Regions from separate parts of the Mus musculus genome. Here region 2 is linked to region 1. The links are chromatin loops, found by intact Hi-C in ENCODE. Cell type or tissue: heart. All regions are shown on one strand.

Region 1 (8,000 bases):
TCCACCGGTCATGGTCAGCGGCAGAGCACTTATTAAATATCTCTTGGCTGTGACTCCATTCTGGGCATCCTAGCCTCTCGGTTGGGTTTTTGGTGGGGAGTATCTGCTTTGAGCCAGGTGAGTGTCACCTCTGTCTCCACCTCTTGTGTGGGTGGAGTACAATGGGTCTCTAACCCGCCCCCCCTCCACCCCAACCCCCCCTTCCACCCCAACCCCCACCTCCCGCCAATGGAATTAACCTGCTCCAACCCAAAACTGGGGAACCAAGCACCAGATACAATGTGCTGAGCTTATCCCTCCGCAAACCCTCTGGCCCTTTGTCCATCCCCGGATTAGGTTAACCCCTAGTGTGCTAGGAATCCTTAGGGGCTCTTGGCAAGTGGCTTACTCTGGGTTCCAGGAAGAGTTAGGGAATTAAAAGGCGTTCTGAAGTTCAGCCTATGCTGACCATGTAAATTCAGAGGCTGAGTTTCTGTGTGCACCGCACTTAACACTATCAGCAAGAAAGTAGCCGACTGGCTGTCACTCTCACCCAGACCACAGTGGCGGCGGGTTCAGCATGCCCCCACGGGTTCAGCATGCCCCTGTGAAGTGGAAAGGGATGTGGAATGTCCCTTCCTGGGACACCCAAGAGGGGAGCACTCCACACTGGCCTAGGTACTGGCTTTCCCAAACTGCTTTCCTGACATCCACCACTGCTGGAGAGGTGCAGCGCCCCAGCACGGAGAAGGCCGGCAGCAGGAGGAGGAGGAGGCAGTAAGGGAAGCAGAGGAGGCCAGGCTCTTGCCATCCAGGAGAGAGTCCAAGCTACACCTGGACAGGCAGGCCTACCTCTCCTTACCAAACTGCCTGGCAAGCCTGCAGAATCACAGTGGCCGGGAATCCAATATTCTTAATAATCCAGAAGTCTCTGTCTGCATTCCAGCCCCCTATTTTGCCACCCCGAGTTGACGACCACGAAACAAGCCTTCCAAGACCCCATCTTATCTCAAGAGCTTGTCTCAGGTTTCTTTACGGGGGACGGGGGAGTTGGCTAGCGAGATACTCTCCCCACTTTGACCCGAATTAGTGTCCTGCTGGCAGCCTAGTTGCTTCCCCAGGGACCCAAGGGGTTAAACCCAGGCGAGGGGACTCGGTAGGATTTGCCTCCTAAACGCATTTTCCAGTTCATTCCCCAGCACAATATGCCTGGGCCGTCCTAGCCTCCGCCCGCCCCCACCCCATCCGTCAGAATAGGCCAATATGGGCCACCCCAGGGTCGGGCGCGGAGTTAACCCCTCTTCTGCCGGCAGCTCACACCTCGAGGAAAGACACGCGGGACACCCTCGGGGCCTCCCGGGAAAGTGGGTCATGCGGCCACCTGGCTGGCATGAAGCCCGTGGAGCTTCCTCCTGGGAGAGCCCTCCGCTTTAGAAGTGGAGTTCCGAGACGGAGCCCAGCCCCGCGCAAGGCCCGGAGTTTGCGATCCCTAGGCGGCCCGACCTCACCCTCCAGAAAAGGAACCGCAGGTGAGTAAGAAGCTGCCTGTGCCGCAGGAGCAGGTTCCGATCGCCCGCTGTGGGGCGATGTGGGGCAGGAGGGGGCCCCCATGAGCCCGAAACCATCTGACAAGAGGCCGCCAAAAGAAATGAAGTCGCCCCCAACCCCCGCCACTCTCCTAGCCCACAGCCCACCAGCTAGGAGACTGACGCCCTCCCCCTGGGGCTGTTGTCTCATACCCCAAGCCCGTGATTACGGTGATTATTTTGCATTTATGTAACACGCAGTGTTTCCAAACTGCTTCTCGAGCTGAGAACTGGTTATTAAATAAATAGAACCCTATTACATATTATTATTTTTGTGAAGAACTGAGCGGAGAAAGTGCTTTCTTGCTACATAGAGACGTGCATCCGATTGCTACCCTGCAGGGCAGGCTGTTGGGCTTCTCAACCCCTTTCTCCACGGTGCCACCTCCTGCCCCCCCTTATCCAAGCGTGACCCAACTTTTCTGGCTCCGTTCGCTCCCTACAACCCGTAGCCTTGCCCATCATCCAGCTCCAAGTCCCGGGGAGGTTCTGGTTGGGTGGGGGGCTATGGAGGGAGGCAGAGGCAATCGCCTTACCTGGGAGGAAGAAGGCGGTCAAGCCGAGAGCGAGTCCCCACCAGCGTCCAGCGGCGCCCGCAAGCCCCATCCGAGCCATCGGGGGGTGGGGGTCCGGCGAAAGGGGCTGCCAGGAGGGCGCTCCTCGCGCTCCAGAAACCAGTCTGGAAGACGAGGGCGGATCGCTGGCGGTTGGCGGGCGCTCGGAGGATCCAGGTCAGCCGCAGCCGTCGGTCGGGGCGGGGTGGGCTGGGTGGGATCCGCGCGGCCGCAATCCGGTCCCCGGCTGCCGCCGGCTCAGAGCCTCGGCAGATGCCCGCAGTAAGTTGCACGAGTCATGCCCCCTTCGCCTCCTCCGCTCTTCTCCTCGCCCCGGTCCCCGCCCTCTTCTTCCACGCAAAGCCCGGCTGGGGAGAGGGACCCACCCCCGGCGCGCCCGGCTACCGGGCTAGCGCGGCGCAGGCTCCCGGCCCTGGGCGCGCTCACACCCTCCCGCTCGGCTCCAACTTGCAGGCGTCCATGGCCGGCTGTTCTCCGAGGGTGGCCGGGCGGTGCGGAGGGCTCGGGGCCCAGGCGGTGGTGTGCGGCTAGGGCGGCCAGCTGCCCGCGGGGCTCGGGGCTGCACGGTCTCGGAGGACCGAGGGGAGCGAGCCGGGTGCGCCACGGGTCCCCACCGCGGCCGCTGCGCTCGGTGCGGGCGATCCGCAACAATGTGGAGCTGCCCCGGTGCCGAGGCGAGCCGCGCTCTCTCCTCTCCCTCTCTTTCTCTCACTCGCCGATCCAGCCTCTCACCCGCTCTCCCGTGATGTCAGCCCGGGGGGAGGGGTTAGCATTAACCCCCTCCTGGCTCCCACGCGCCCGGCCCAGCCCTGGCCCGGCCTCCGCCCGCGCGGCCGCACCTCCCAGTCCTAAGCAGCTGTGGCTGCGAGCGTGGCCGTGGGGTTCGGCTCAGGGCCCCAAGCTAGCAAGATGCCCCTTGGGTCGCCGTTCGGTCGTGGAAAGGGCCGGAGGGCGGGCTGCCCTCCTCGGTCGCTGACAAAGGGAGGCAGTGACCCCTAGCGGCCGGCAAGGGGGAGAAGCTGCTCGGTAGGGGTGGAGTTAAGATGAGGAGGGGGGCTGCCGTAGGGATCCGTGTGAACGCTGGATCTGGCATTGTCCGAGCTCCGAGGGCTTTTCTGACTCTCTGGTCCGACCCTGGGACCATTTCGCAGATGAGGAAACAAAGGCCCAGAGGAGGGCATGGAGAGTGGCAGAAAGAAGCAGAGCACAGGCTAGAACTGTTGCCAAAGCTTCTGCTCCCCAAGATCTGGACACCAGACGGAAACAGCTTTGCGGAGGACCAACCGCGAAAGCTGTGAAGAGTTGAGGCAAGACAAGACATTAGTGGGTGAGAGATCAGGGCACTCAGGTTTCTAGTGGGTCTTCTTTAATCCTTATTGCCTTCAGGGGGTCCTTGTCCCGAAATCGAAGCATTCTGCTTTCCCCAAAGAGCGACAAACCAAGTGGGCTCCCATTGCCTTCACCTCGTTTCTGAGTGGTTTGCGGGATTCCCGCGAAAGTGGCCCATCCAGTCGGTGTCCCAGAACGGCCAGGACTCTCCGCCCCATCCTGTTCGCCACCCACCACATCCGGGTGGCTTCTTGCCAAGGTGACTGAGCCCGAGGGGCCCTTAGCAGCCTGAAGCCTGGACCTTCTGTCCCCATCCTTGGACTAGGAGAGGCAGACAGACAGGGTTTCCCAGTCAAGAGAACAGAACTCCCTCGTTCGGGGCTGAGCAGACCACACCCACTTTGCCCTTTGCCCTTAGCCCAGCCCCAAGGGCACAGAGGCTTGGGGTAGCGCCAAATTCTGATAAAATGTAAATTTTCCTTTCGGAGAATGGGAGGGGCAGGACAATGGAAGAGAGGGACAGTTTCCCACTCTTGGGCCCACGGGCTCAGCCTGCTAAAGAAGTCACTCCACTCAAAAGGAATGCTCTCTGTATCCTTTTATGCTTCACCCGTGTAACTCAGGACAAACTGTCTACCACACTACCGCCTGACTTGGGAATGCATTGTGTGGTCTCATAGTTGGTCCTTGCCCCACAGGAGCGGGGTCTAGTGGGGATGGGGGGGGGGGGGAGACACAGAAACAGAAGTTCTATAGAATCACTCACCGCAGCACGGCATTGTGGGGGTTTTCAGATTCAGGACATCTACGTTAGCCTGGGCTGGGAGGGACCTGAAAGGCTTCTGTGGTAAGGGGCGCAACAGGGGCTGACTGGAGGTGTCTGTCAGGCACAGACCATCCTTCAAGATACTGGATTTAAAGTAGAGGTCAGCACAGGGAAAACTGTGAAAGAGAGCAACAGCTGGGTATTAGGAAACGGCCTAATAAATAATTGGTTCTAACCCTGCCTGAGCTTGCGGTAAGGTCAAGCCTGAAATCAGACTCATGCCAGGTAGCCACGGGAGGGTCTTAATCCAGAGGATGCCCTGTCAAATTAAGCAGGTTGGTGGCCAGGCTGGCAGCCAGGAATCTCCCATCTGGCTTGCAAGTGCTTTTAAACTTGCCCAAGCCAAAAGGAATTTGTTTTTTGCTTGTGGCTAACACGTCATAGGAGCTGAACACTTGTGCACTAACTCCAGACACACCAAGTTCTGTCAGTGCTGTGGTCTCTTACCTTCTCCACACTTGCTGAGTGTTCATTCCTGGATCTGTTAGTACAAGGGCATCCAAAGCCCTTTGAGGCAGAGGCAGGAAGATCTCTGAGTTCGAAGCCAAGGGTCTATAAAGTGAGTTCCAGGAGAGCCAGAGCTACACAGAAAGGCCATGGGGCGGGGGTTGGGGGGTGGGGAACCACAGCCTGTGTCTCCTGATGCCTGGTCTTATTTTCCTTCCTATCAGCAAAGGAAATCTTTCTAACTGACAACTCTCTGTGGTCCCAGTCTTTCAGCTAGGGGCCCCAGTGCCATGTCTGCTTCTTCTAGCTTAGCTGTCTTGTTCCAGCTTGAAAGCAAACCACATGGCTCTGCTGGGCAGTGGCGCACACCTTTAGTCCCAGCACTCAGGAGGCAGATGGTCTGCAGAGTGAGTTCCAAGACAGCCTGGGCTACACAGAGAAGCCCTGTCTCAAAAAGAACAACCAACCAACAAACCAAACCAAACCCAAACCAACCAACCAACCAAGAAAAGAAAAGAAAACGACAAAAAGAACTTGATGGCTCTGCTGTTTCTGTGCCCTGTGTGTGATAGCACTATCTCAATTCCTGCATGATGGCACTATCATCTCACTTCTGCTTTTGTCCACCTCGACCCTGTACTCATAATTTCCATGTGGTCCTCACACTGAGGACAAAGAGGAAAATATATTGACCAAGTACATGGGACTTTGATGCTTGAATTCCTTGATTCAACTCTCTCTCTTTCCCTCCTCTTCCTCCTCCTCTTCTTCCTCCTCTTCTTCCTCCTCATCCTCCTCCCTTCCTCCTCCTCCTACCTCTTCCCTTCCCCTCCCCTCTTCTCCTCTCTCAACGGGGTCTCTCTTTCTCAACAGGGTTTCTTTAGGTAGCCCTGAAGCCCTGACTCTCCTGGAACTCACTATGTAGACCAAGCTGTCCTTGAACTCACAGTATAAAGGTCTGGGCCACTACACCTGGCTTAAGAGGCGGGCGGTTGGGTTTTTCTGTTTGTTTGTTTGTTTTTTGTTTTTTCTTTTGCTCTCCAATCCAAAAGATTCCATTCTTGTTTGTTAGTTTGTTTTGTGTTTGAGATAAAGTCTCTTTACGTAGTCCTCACTGTCCTTGAACTTGCTATGTATACCAGAAGGCCTTAAACTCACAGAAATACACCAGCCTCTGCTTCCTGAGTACTGTGAGTACTGGCCTGGCCCACCACACTGTGGTTTTGTTTTTTGAGACAGGATCTCCTTGTGACCTTGGCTAGCCTTGAACTTGCTATGTAAATGAAGTTGATATTTTACTCTCTTGTCTCCGTCTCGCTAGGGCTAGGCTTATAGCTGTGTCTCACCATGGCCAGCTCTGGATTCAAGTGCTTTTATTATTTTATTATTTTTAACTGTGTGTATGTGCATGGAAGTACAGTGTCCAAAGTGTCCGGAGACATCCGAGCTCTTAGAGATGTTACAAGTGGATGCTGGGAACTGAACTCAGGTCTTCTGGGAAAACAATATTCGCTCTCTTAATGCTGAACCACCTCTTCAGCCCTGGATCCAAATTCTTAAATGCCAGCTCTTTTCAGTAATCGTCTTCCAGCAATAGCATTCAGTCACTATGGGTCTTTAGACAAGCTCAGTCTATACACTTGCATATGCTGGTCCCATTTGCCCATAATTTTCTCTTTCCCTTGCCTTTGGTTCCAATCTAATTCATCCTTCAGGGCTGCAATAAACCATCAGCCTAACTTTAATTCTGTGTCCTTGGCTCCTTTACCTGTAAAATAGGAGTAGACCACATGCCAGCCCAAGGATTGTGAGGCTTAGACATGGGACGCACTTGGGACGATGCCTAGTGTACAAAGAAAACTGTGCCCATGTTGGTCTTCATAGATCCTGTAATCTGTGTCCCCACGTACAGTTTTGTTCTTCCCTGCTGGAGGGGTATACACTTGATACAGACATTGCATTCCCATTTTGTACATTTCAAGTGTAGATTATTTTGAGATAGGTTTAGATTTACAAAAAAAAAAAAAAAAAAAAAAGGTATAAAAAGGCTGCAGAAATAGCTCCGTGGTTAAGAGTCTTTGCTGCTTTTCCAAAGGACCTGGGTTCCGTTCCCAGAGTTCAGATCAGGTGGTTCACAAGCACCTGGAACCCCAGCTCCAAGAGACCTGATACACCTTTCTGCTTTTCTGAGTGCACAAACACATGTGCACACACATAAGCATAATTAAAAAAAATCCTTAAAAATCAAAAAACGATCGTGTGGCTTTCATTTGCCCTCCACTTACGTTCCCAGAAGTTAATGGCTCATGTGTGATACCTGTAGCAAAACTAAGAAGTCAGCATTCCTATATCACTAGTACATGAACGGCAGAATTTATGTGGATTCTCTCAAGTTTCTCACTTGTGTTTATTTTCTCCTCTAGGATCCAAATCGGGACACCACGTGGCATTTAATGCAAGTGGCCTTCTAATACCAATGACAGGCTGTATGCATGAGAACCCTTCCCTGGCCTGCCAGACTGAGGCCATTGTCACGGCCTCTGCCATGCCTGTTGGATCTAGCCTGCTTCTGGAGCCTTACGGCCCTCTGCCCTAGAGCTTTGAGTCTGAGATACTATAGGGTCCTGGGCTGCTGGTCATAGAATTTATTTCCTGTGCAACTCTCTCACGGTCCTTTTGGTCAGCCACCTTCTCTTTGGCCTCAGTTTACTTACGTCTCCTCTGCCTTCCCCACAGCCCCCTTTCCATCCCTGCAGCCTTACTGATGATTACTTCCAATGCTTGATCTACTCCAGGACAGGGACAGTACCATCTTATTCTCTTTCTTATCCCTGGGACCTAAAGCACACCTCATACCCACTGAACACTGAATGGAAATGGGCTGTCTTCTCACCTGTGTCCTCTGTCCCCTTTCGCCGATCACATAACCACCCTGGGTCTCATTTCTCCTCATCTGCAGACCGAGGAGGCTGATGTGCCCACTGGCTTTCAAATTGCATTTTGAGAGCCCTACAACATCTTTGGGTCCTAACTCCCAGCTTTAATGAGAGCCATGTTTACACAGCATGTTGTTTTCATACACTGTAAACACTGACCGTTCTGAAAAGTATTTCTCTTAATGGAGTTTGAAGATTTGGCTGTTCAAAAAAGTTTGAGATCCCGGGCTGATTATTGCGTTATATGTGATGATTGCATAAAGGTGCTGCACGGTTTCACAATTGCATGGTGGTTGGTTTAAATCTTTTTTTTTTTTTTGTC
Region 2 (8,000 bases), 230 kb before region 1:
TCCATGTGTGCACTTGTATGTTCAGGGGGCAGGTGGTATGTGTGTATAGAGCACAGCTCCTGCGACTAGGCTCTTTACCTAATCAAGGGATTTGGGGCAACTTGGTGCGAGGCCCTTAGCCCTCCTTCACAGGGCCACAGGGCCACCTTCCCTTTTGCTGCTTGACTCTTTTGTCTTTGTTCTTTCCTGAAGGCCTTGTTTTCTACCTCAGCTGAGAACTTTACTTCCTGTCTCACTGAGAATATAGAAGCACTAGGAGGGAATGCCCACAGTTTCCTCACCACACCCGTCCCATCTTCAACAGTGTCCACGTCCTCTGCTGTCGGGGTCTCTTGACCTTCACAGATCTGCAGAGAGATGATCTTTGGGAAGCCAAAAGACAGTTAACTTGATTAAGGACGACTCAGTAGCTGGTGTTAGCTCAAACTTTAGGAGTGTGGTGGTTTGAATAGAGATAGCCCCATAGAATCATGTGTTTGGATGCTTGGCTCATAGGGAGTGGCACTATTAGGAAGGGTGGCCTCATTGTTGGAGATGTGGACATCTTAGACATCAAGTTTGTCACTGTGGAGGCTTTGAGGTCTTAAATGCTCAAGCTTCACCCAGTGTGAAAAAAATCCAGTCTCCTTCTAACTGCCTGAAGATCAAGATGTAGAACTCTCGGCTCCTCCAGCAGCAAGTCTACCTGCACACTGCCATGCTTTCTACCATGATGATAATGAACTAAACCTCTGAAACTGTAAGCCAGCCCCAGTGAAATGTTTTCCCTTATAAGAGTTACCATGGTCATTGTGTTTCTTCACAGCAATGAATCCCTAACTAAGACAAGGAGTCTGACCCGAGTGTTTTATTTTAAGCACAGCACAGTTTGATGACAGTTACTGTGGTGATTAACTCAATTCTGCAAGCACAACAATGTATACATGAATCTCCCCGAGGACAAAGTAGGCTAAATACAGATCAGACATACTACAGTGAAGCACGTTGTAAAGTCCATAAAGATAGTGTGGTGGTTTGAATAAAAATGGTCCCTCCCCCAAAGCCCTTAGGGAGTGGCTCTATTAGGAGGTGTACCTTGTTGGAGTAGATGTGGTTTTGTTGGAGGAAGTGTGTCACTAGGGGGCTGAACTTTGAGGTCTCAGAAGCTCAGGTTAGTTGACTTCTTGCTGCCTGTGGAACCAGATGTAGAACTCTCAGTTCCCTCTTCAGCACCATGCCTGCCTGCACACTGCCAGGCTTCCCACCATGATGATAATGATAACCTCTGAAACTGTAAGCCATTCTCAATGAAAGGTTCTCTTTCTATGAGTTGCTGTGGTCATGGTGTCTCTTCACAGCAATAAACCCTTGCTAAGACAGATAGATTCTATAGATTGAGGAAAAACAAGCTCACACTAAGGGTCTGGGGGAGGGTTCAGTGCTGGAAGAGCCTCTAGCCACACAGATAGAGCAAAGGTCACCAGGCTAGTAAGCATGTCTGCTCTAGCCTCCTGGGAGGATAACAGATATGGCATTTCTTCCCATGAAGGAACAACTCCGTGTGCTTAACAGTCCAGGTTCCCCAGAGCTTATCTGTGAGCACAGAGACCTCTGTGCCCCCTATATTCTGCCTCCTTCCTGGGCTGAGGCTGCCCCTCCATTCCAACCAAAGCCTGTAAAAAATTATGTAATATTAAGATATAGCATATGCCGGGCAGTGGTGGCACAAGCCTTTAATCCCAGCACTTGGGAGGCAGAGGCAGGCAGATTTCTGAGCTTGAGGCCAGTCTGGTCTACAAAGTGAGTTCCAGGACAGTTCCAGGGCTACACAGAGAAACCCTGTCTCGTCTCAAAAAAAAAAAAAAAAAAAAAAAGATATAGCATACTCCATAAAGTTTGCATTTGAAAGTCTACATTCGGTAGTGTGAAGCATAGTCACTGAGTTACGCAACCCTCAGCGCTCTCTAATTCCTGAATATTTTTCTCCTATGAAATCCTGAACCCATGAGTAACCACCCCACCTCCAGCCCTGGCCACCATCCCTGTGCTGACTGTGGAGACGTCTAGTACTTTAGATTCAGGTCCTCTCAACACTTCTTATCACTGGACTCACAACCTGTGGTCCGTTGTGACTGGCTTCTTTCTCTTAGGCTCTTGTCCCCATTGTAACTTGAAGCAGTTGTACCTTATTCCTTTTTATGGCTTACTAACATTCCCCTGTATGGATATACCACATTTCGTTTACTGGTGATGGACATTTGGATTGTTTTCATTACTAACCCAGTCCCGTGTGTAACACGGCAACTTCAGAAACGCATTTTTGAAAAAAGAGAAAAGAAGCAACCACAGATGAGGAGATAGGAGGCCCCAGTCTCCAAGGACAGGGTTCGGGGAATGGTGAGCAGAGGTGTTATCTCTAGTTAAGTAAAATCAGAAAGCCAAGAGCAGGTGGCGTCTGGAGCACAGAGCAAGCGGTTGATTCTTTGTTTCAGTGTTGGCAACAATGTGTGCTTTCATCTTTTGAGCCTCTATCTGGGAGTGACTACAGAGCCGTGGGATAAACCCTATGGTTAGCGTTCTGAGGGATTATCTTTTTCTTCCCCAAAGTGACTGCTTTTTTCACACTCCCTCCAACATTTCAAGAGGGCTCTGTGTCCCTGTGCTTGTGGGCACTTGTTTATTTCTTGCATTTATAGTTGGGACTACTCGGGTGACCCTGTCCCAGTGGCCCTGGCCATCTCTTAACAAGGATCAGTGGCTCCCTTCTCCTTCCTGACTTGGGGTCTGGTCTGGCTTCTCACCACTGTCTGGCCTCTCCTTCCCTGTTTCTCTAATGTTCTGACCTTGAGATGTCACAGGGCCCTGGTGTCCAGACCATCATCCCTCAGGCCTCGGGTCCTTTTAGTGCCAGGATTTAAATATCGCCCAAGTGCTGTAGTTCAACTCTAGGCAGGCACTCTAGCCTGCTTCCAGGTTCTGCTACCCACAGACATCTGACAATCAGCTCTGATCCCACAAATCCTAAATGGGGGTCCCCATTGATCTCCCTGAGCCCGTCAGTCTCAAGCCCTAATCTAGGCTTAGAGTTCTATCTGGTACATCAATCTGGTGATTACAAGATGCATGAGGGTCCTTAGGATCCCTCACCTGCGAGGAGCAGGGATGTCGAAGAAGAAAGGTCTCCAAGGGTTGGCAATGAGCATAGCTAGACTTAACCCGAGGATTCCATCTGCCCCCTCTCCCTGCACCTGTCCCCATCCCAGAAGGAAGGACAGAGATGTGACCGAAGGCTAGGGAGGCTGGCTAGGCTGCTATGGGATTCATAAAGATTCCTGATATCTCACTATCACCGGGATCCGGAGCATTACAAAGCAACAGTAATGGTAGATAATGTTAGTCCAATCAGGAAAGAAACAGGCAGAAGCTTGGCCCAAGAGGCACATATACTGTCACATGCCCAGTCTGTTTCAGTGTAGTACAGCATACTCTCTCTGTAGCTTTGACTGCAAAGTCATTTCTGAGTCCCAGAAAGCCCTTTGCCTCGACACCTGCCTGGGATCCTGATCAGAAGTTGCTTTGGTTTGCTAACCGGTCTCCCTGCATCCCTTCTTGACCTTGACTTATAGGCTGCTCTCAAATAGAACGATATAGCACTTTAAGAAGGCAAGCTCTTAAAGATCAATGGTATGACCTAGTGGTAGCCCCCTATATAGTTTGTCCAAGTTCCTGAGTCCTGTCTCTACCAGTGCTGGGATAAAAAGACTAGACAACGCTGTTTTTCTCCGCTGAGCCAAGCAATAAAGTCCCAGGCGTTTGAAGTCATCTTTCAGGTTCTGCCATACCCAGCCCCTCCCAATTAGATTCCCAGACCTTCCAGGTGGAACTCATTCCTACTTCAGTTTGGTGTGAGCCAGCTCAGAAACCAGCATGGCTCTTTCCTCACCTCCTGGACACTCCTCAGCGTCCCTGGCTTGGTGAGGCCATGTCTGACCTCTTGAATAAGATCACAGTATCCCAGGTGTTGTTTCCTGTCTGCTGTATATTCCTCCTTAGCGCATAAGACTCCTGCACCCTTTCATGTGTATATTACATGTCAGATCCACTCTTTAACACTCTCTCCCTTCCAACTGTAACCTCCACCAAGGCCTGGCTTGTGGTCTTTCAGTTTATTCCTGTGTACCCAGCCTTCAAATGCTACCTGCCATGCAGAGACATTGGATGAATGCCCACGTCCAGTTGTAATGCTATTCCCTAAATGGCCAGCAGGTGGCATGATAACCACAACGATACTGGACTCCTGGCTCCCAGATACTTTTTTTGCAGAAGTTCACCTCTGTTATTCTTAGTTCAGAGGTAACACTCTTGGATGGGCATGTGACAGTATATGTGCCTCTTGGGCCAAGCTTCTGCCTGTTTCTTTCCTGATTGGACTCAGATTATCTACCATTACCGCTGGTTTGTGGAGAGCCACCAATATCTTGCCTATCACTAGGCTCGGGATCCCAGTGATAGTGAGATATCAGGCAGCTTCTGATAGCCGAGCCCAAGGAATCTTTATGAATCCCATAGCAGCCTAGCCAGCCTCCCTAGCCTTCGGTCACATCTCTGTCCTTCCTTCTGGGATGGGGACAGGTGCAGGGAGAGGGGGCAGATGGAATCCTCGGGTTAAGTCTAGCTATGCTCATTGCCAACCCTTGGAGACCTTTCTTCTTCGACATCCCTGCTCCTCAGCAGGTGAGGGATCCTAAGGACCCTTATGCATCTTGTAATCACCAGATTGATGTACCAGATAGAACTCTAAGCCTAGATTAGGGCTTGTTCCCAGCTTTGTTGATTGCCAGCTGCATGACCTTGGTTAAGTGAGCACCTGGGTTTTGCCATCTGGCTGCTGGGAGAGACTTGCCTGTCCAGAAGGTTGTAATGAAGGTGAGATAGTCTCGGGGAACATACAGAGTGGGTACCTGCTGGAAGGGCTAACTCTTGTTATAGAGACGGGAGGTATGAGGGCTACCAGTCCTTCATAGTCACTTAAGCAGACATGAATGCAGCGCTTCCGCCTTGTGCTCACGGCTGTGCACAGCTTTGGGAGAACTGGAGGGACCAAAGTGACCTTGTTCCTGCATTCACGGAGTCATGAATGGATGGACGAGATGGGCTCAAACCCACAGGAAGTAAAGTTAAATAGCAAACAGGAGACAGAGTACAGAAGATGTCAGCAGACTGCTCATGATGAATACCTGCTGATCGGGAGAGATGGGAAAGGCCGTGAGCTGGCCATAGAGGCTGAGGTGTGGGAACAGGGTAGCCGTGGTACTGGTAGCCTAGCCAGGGTAGACATGGTAGAGGTCGTGGCTGTGGTTCTGGAGGGAACCAGCCTGGGCTGGTGCAGGCTGCATGGCCCCATCTCCAGCAGCACCCAAGTATGATCTTGGGCTGAATTCTAGGAGCTGCTCTTGATTATGGTCAATGCTACCAGCTTGGGGGTGGGTCGGGGAAGAGACCATCTGGAGGTGTCCTGTCGCTTGTGTGGGGCTGTAGCTGGCATCAGCTGTGGCCACCTGGCATCTGACCCAATCCTCTCCCAGAGAACAGTTTGTGTGTGGACAGAGGGGTGAACAGGATGGCACACTGAGCAACGGGTCCCCATGTCACACTGGGGATGGCTGGTGGGAGGAGCTGTACTGTCAGCTTGGGCATTGACCCCAGGAGCCCATTAGGACAACACAGAGCCTGGGGCTGATCCAGCGGGATCCTGTGGATGGAAGGCATGATGAGGACTGTCACCACCCTGTCCTAATGTCACCTTTGGGAAATGTAAAACTGCCAAGAGCTTGTGAAAGCTGCCACAGCCAGTGGATGACAGATGCACACTAGGTTGTGAGCTCTGTGTCCTGCTGAGCCTGCCGTCACCATGTCCAGGAATGTTGTGCCTTGCACTACTCGGCCAGCATTTCCATATTGTCCTACAGCAGAGGCAGTCAAGGACCTGAGGCTGTCATGGGATGAGGGGCAGGGAGGGCCCCATGGCTCCTGCTTTACCCTTTCCCTTTGCAGAACTAAAGCTTGAACCACATCAAAGGTATGCCCAGGGTGGCCAGCTTTGCACGTTAGTCCTGAGTCTGCCACCTGTCCCCATTCATCTTGGCTCTCAGAGACTCCCGAGGGAGGGCTTGAGGTGGCAGGAGAGGATATTGGAGGATAGTGCTCAGAACGGCAATGCCATTTTCTGAAACAGTTGACCTCTGTGACCTTCCTCTGCCACAGAAGCTGCCATCCTGGGTGCCAGATTCTGGTCCTAGAGACCTGGCTAGTTCTGCCCCTCTCCCTGTCTGCCTGTGCTCAGTGATGCTACCCTGCCTAGCTGTCTGCCTAGAACAGAGAGCCTTGGCTGGTCCCTTGGGTCCTGGGTACTGGGACAGCCTGTCTACTCCACTGTGCCCATCCCCCACAGCACAGAGCAAGGCTCACTCAGATTAATTAATCTGCTGCCCAGCCCGCTCCTCCAGCTTATCTTTTATTCATGGACAAGCGGCGTTCTTCGCTTTACTAGGACGGGCATCAATATTTCATCTCGCTTAGCCCTGCCAGCTCCTGGCTTCTCTCCACCCCCACTCTGCTTCCCACTGGCTTTAGGACCTGGAGGGCTGGGTATGCTGGCCAGCCTAGAGTCATCAGATGCCAGGCTGCCTTCTTGGGCCCCTGACCTGTTCTCCACACAATCCCTGGCAGAGCAGGGCCCCGCCTGGAGACCTTCCTTCGTAAGTAAACTAGAGAGGCGTGGGGGATGGGGCTACAGGGCACAGGGGATGGGATGCGATGTCTTGAGGGATGCTGGAGCACTTCTGGGCCAGGTGTGGCTGACACAAGCATGTCTTTGCCAGGTTGCTAGGATTCAAGATGAGGGCTTATTTTTTGTATGTTTGTTTGTTTGTTTGTTTGTTTGTTTTAAGTGCCCAGTGCTAGTCCTGGCATGATGTAAGAGACCCTTTAGGCCAGAAATCTTACTAATTTCCCTGACTCCTGTGCCTAAGTGGGAAGAATGAGATGCGAGCATGGACTGACCCAGGAGCACCTGGACCATCGATCTCATCTCATTAGCTCCTAGACCCTCAGCCTTGCCCGTGGGTGCTCAGAACTCTAGGGGCTGAACTTTTACATTTGCTGGGGCTCAGAGCTGCCCACAGGGACCTTCTGGAAGGGAACAAATTACAATATGCAAAATCAAGTGTGGTATATCTGAGTGAGTGGCTATCTAAGTATTGGGGTACGGATGCATGTGAGGGAAAGAATGGGATTTTACTGGGGTTGTGGTGTCCCTAGCTTTCAGCTGGTGCTCCACAAAGTTGTAAAACATGGTGCTCTAGATGGGTTGAATCAGTGGGGTGGGCAGTCCCAGGTGCCACTGGTGTGAAGTGTGAGTGTGAGTATGTACAGTACGGGTGCATGAGTGTGCACAGTCTTCAAGAATGTGTGAGTGTTATAACCTTTCGAGGGCACTGGGGACACTGAGGAGCCTGGTGTCATTGTGGTACTTTCTTGGAGGTTCTGCTAGGATCCCTCCCCCTTGACTCACATGGAAGCAGTAATGCCCAAGTGACAGGCTTGGGTTCTCACTGTCTGTGTGCTGGACCTGTAGCTAGTGTGTGTGTGTGTTTGTGTGTGTGTTTGTGATTGCGAGGGCATATGTGTGAGTGCATGTATGTGTAAGTGCATATGTGTGAGTGCATGTGTGTATGTGTGAGTGAATGTGTATGTATGTGTATATGAGAGCGCATATGTGTGAGTGCATAAATGTATGTATGAGTGAATGCATGTGTGTGTGATGTGATATGTGTGTGTGTGTGTATGTGTGTGTGTGTATGTTTAGTCTCTGGCCCTGGCTTTGATGAGGTGCAGAGCAGGGGACTGCCCCCAACACAAGTCTCTCAGGTTTCAAGAGGGTACCACGAGGCATCCACTTGCAGCCTCTCTCAGACCTTGTACTCAGCCTTTCAAGAAAGCCATTGAACATGAATTACACT

What was found. A loop is a pair of places that touch in the nucleus more often than their neighbours do. Peaks named below come from ENCODE experiments on the same cell type or tissue, not always from the same donor. Only the 100,000 strongest peaks of a DNase experiment are listed, where the experiment ranks them.
Region 2: a loop joins it to region 1, with 14 times the contacts of the local background. A loop is called at or near these places in 16 of 42 quality-filtered maps.

Annotation. Positions count from the first base shown.
Region 1 is chr9:43,738,824-43,746,823 of GRCm38, reverse strand. Nectin1 (nectin cell adhesion molecule 1) reads right to left here and starts at 2,870. Exons shown (of 6, transcript NM_021424.3): 1 at 2,102-2,870. The coding sequence starts at 2,180. Gm46108 (a long non-coding RNA gene) reads left to right here. Exons shown (of 4, transcript XR_003948147.1): 3 at 1-1,508; 4 at 7,166-7,965. In heart, CTCF peaks have their summits at 1,558 and 3,137 (motif pointing left); DNase peaks (open chromatin) are centred at 1,413, 1,983, 2,983, 3,713 and 1 weaker place; H3K4me3 peaks cover 4,224 bases; H3K27ac peaks cover 3,420 bases; H3K27me3 peaks cover 1,244 bases.
Region 2 is chr9:43,968,737-43,976,736 of GRCm38, reverse strand. It overlaps Gm30373 (a long non-coding RNA gene), which reads left to right and starts at 2,567. Exons shown (of 2, transcript XR_003948148.1): 1 at 2,567-6,737. In heart, no CTCF peak of the experiment used is centred here; DNase peaks (open chromatin) are centred at 4,226 and 5,746; H3K27me3 peaks cover 1,464 bases.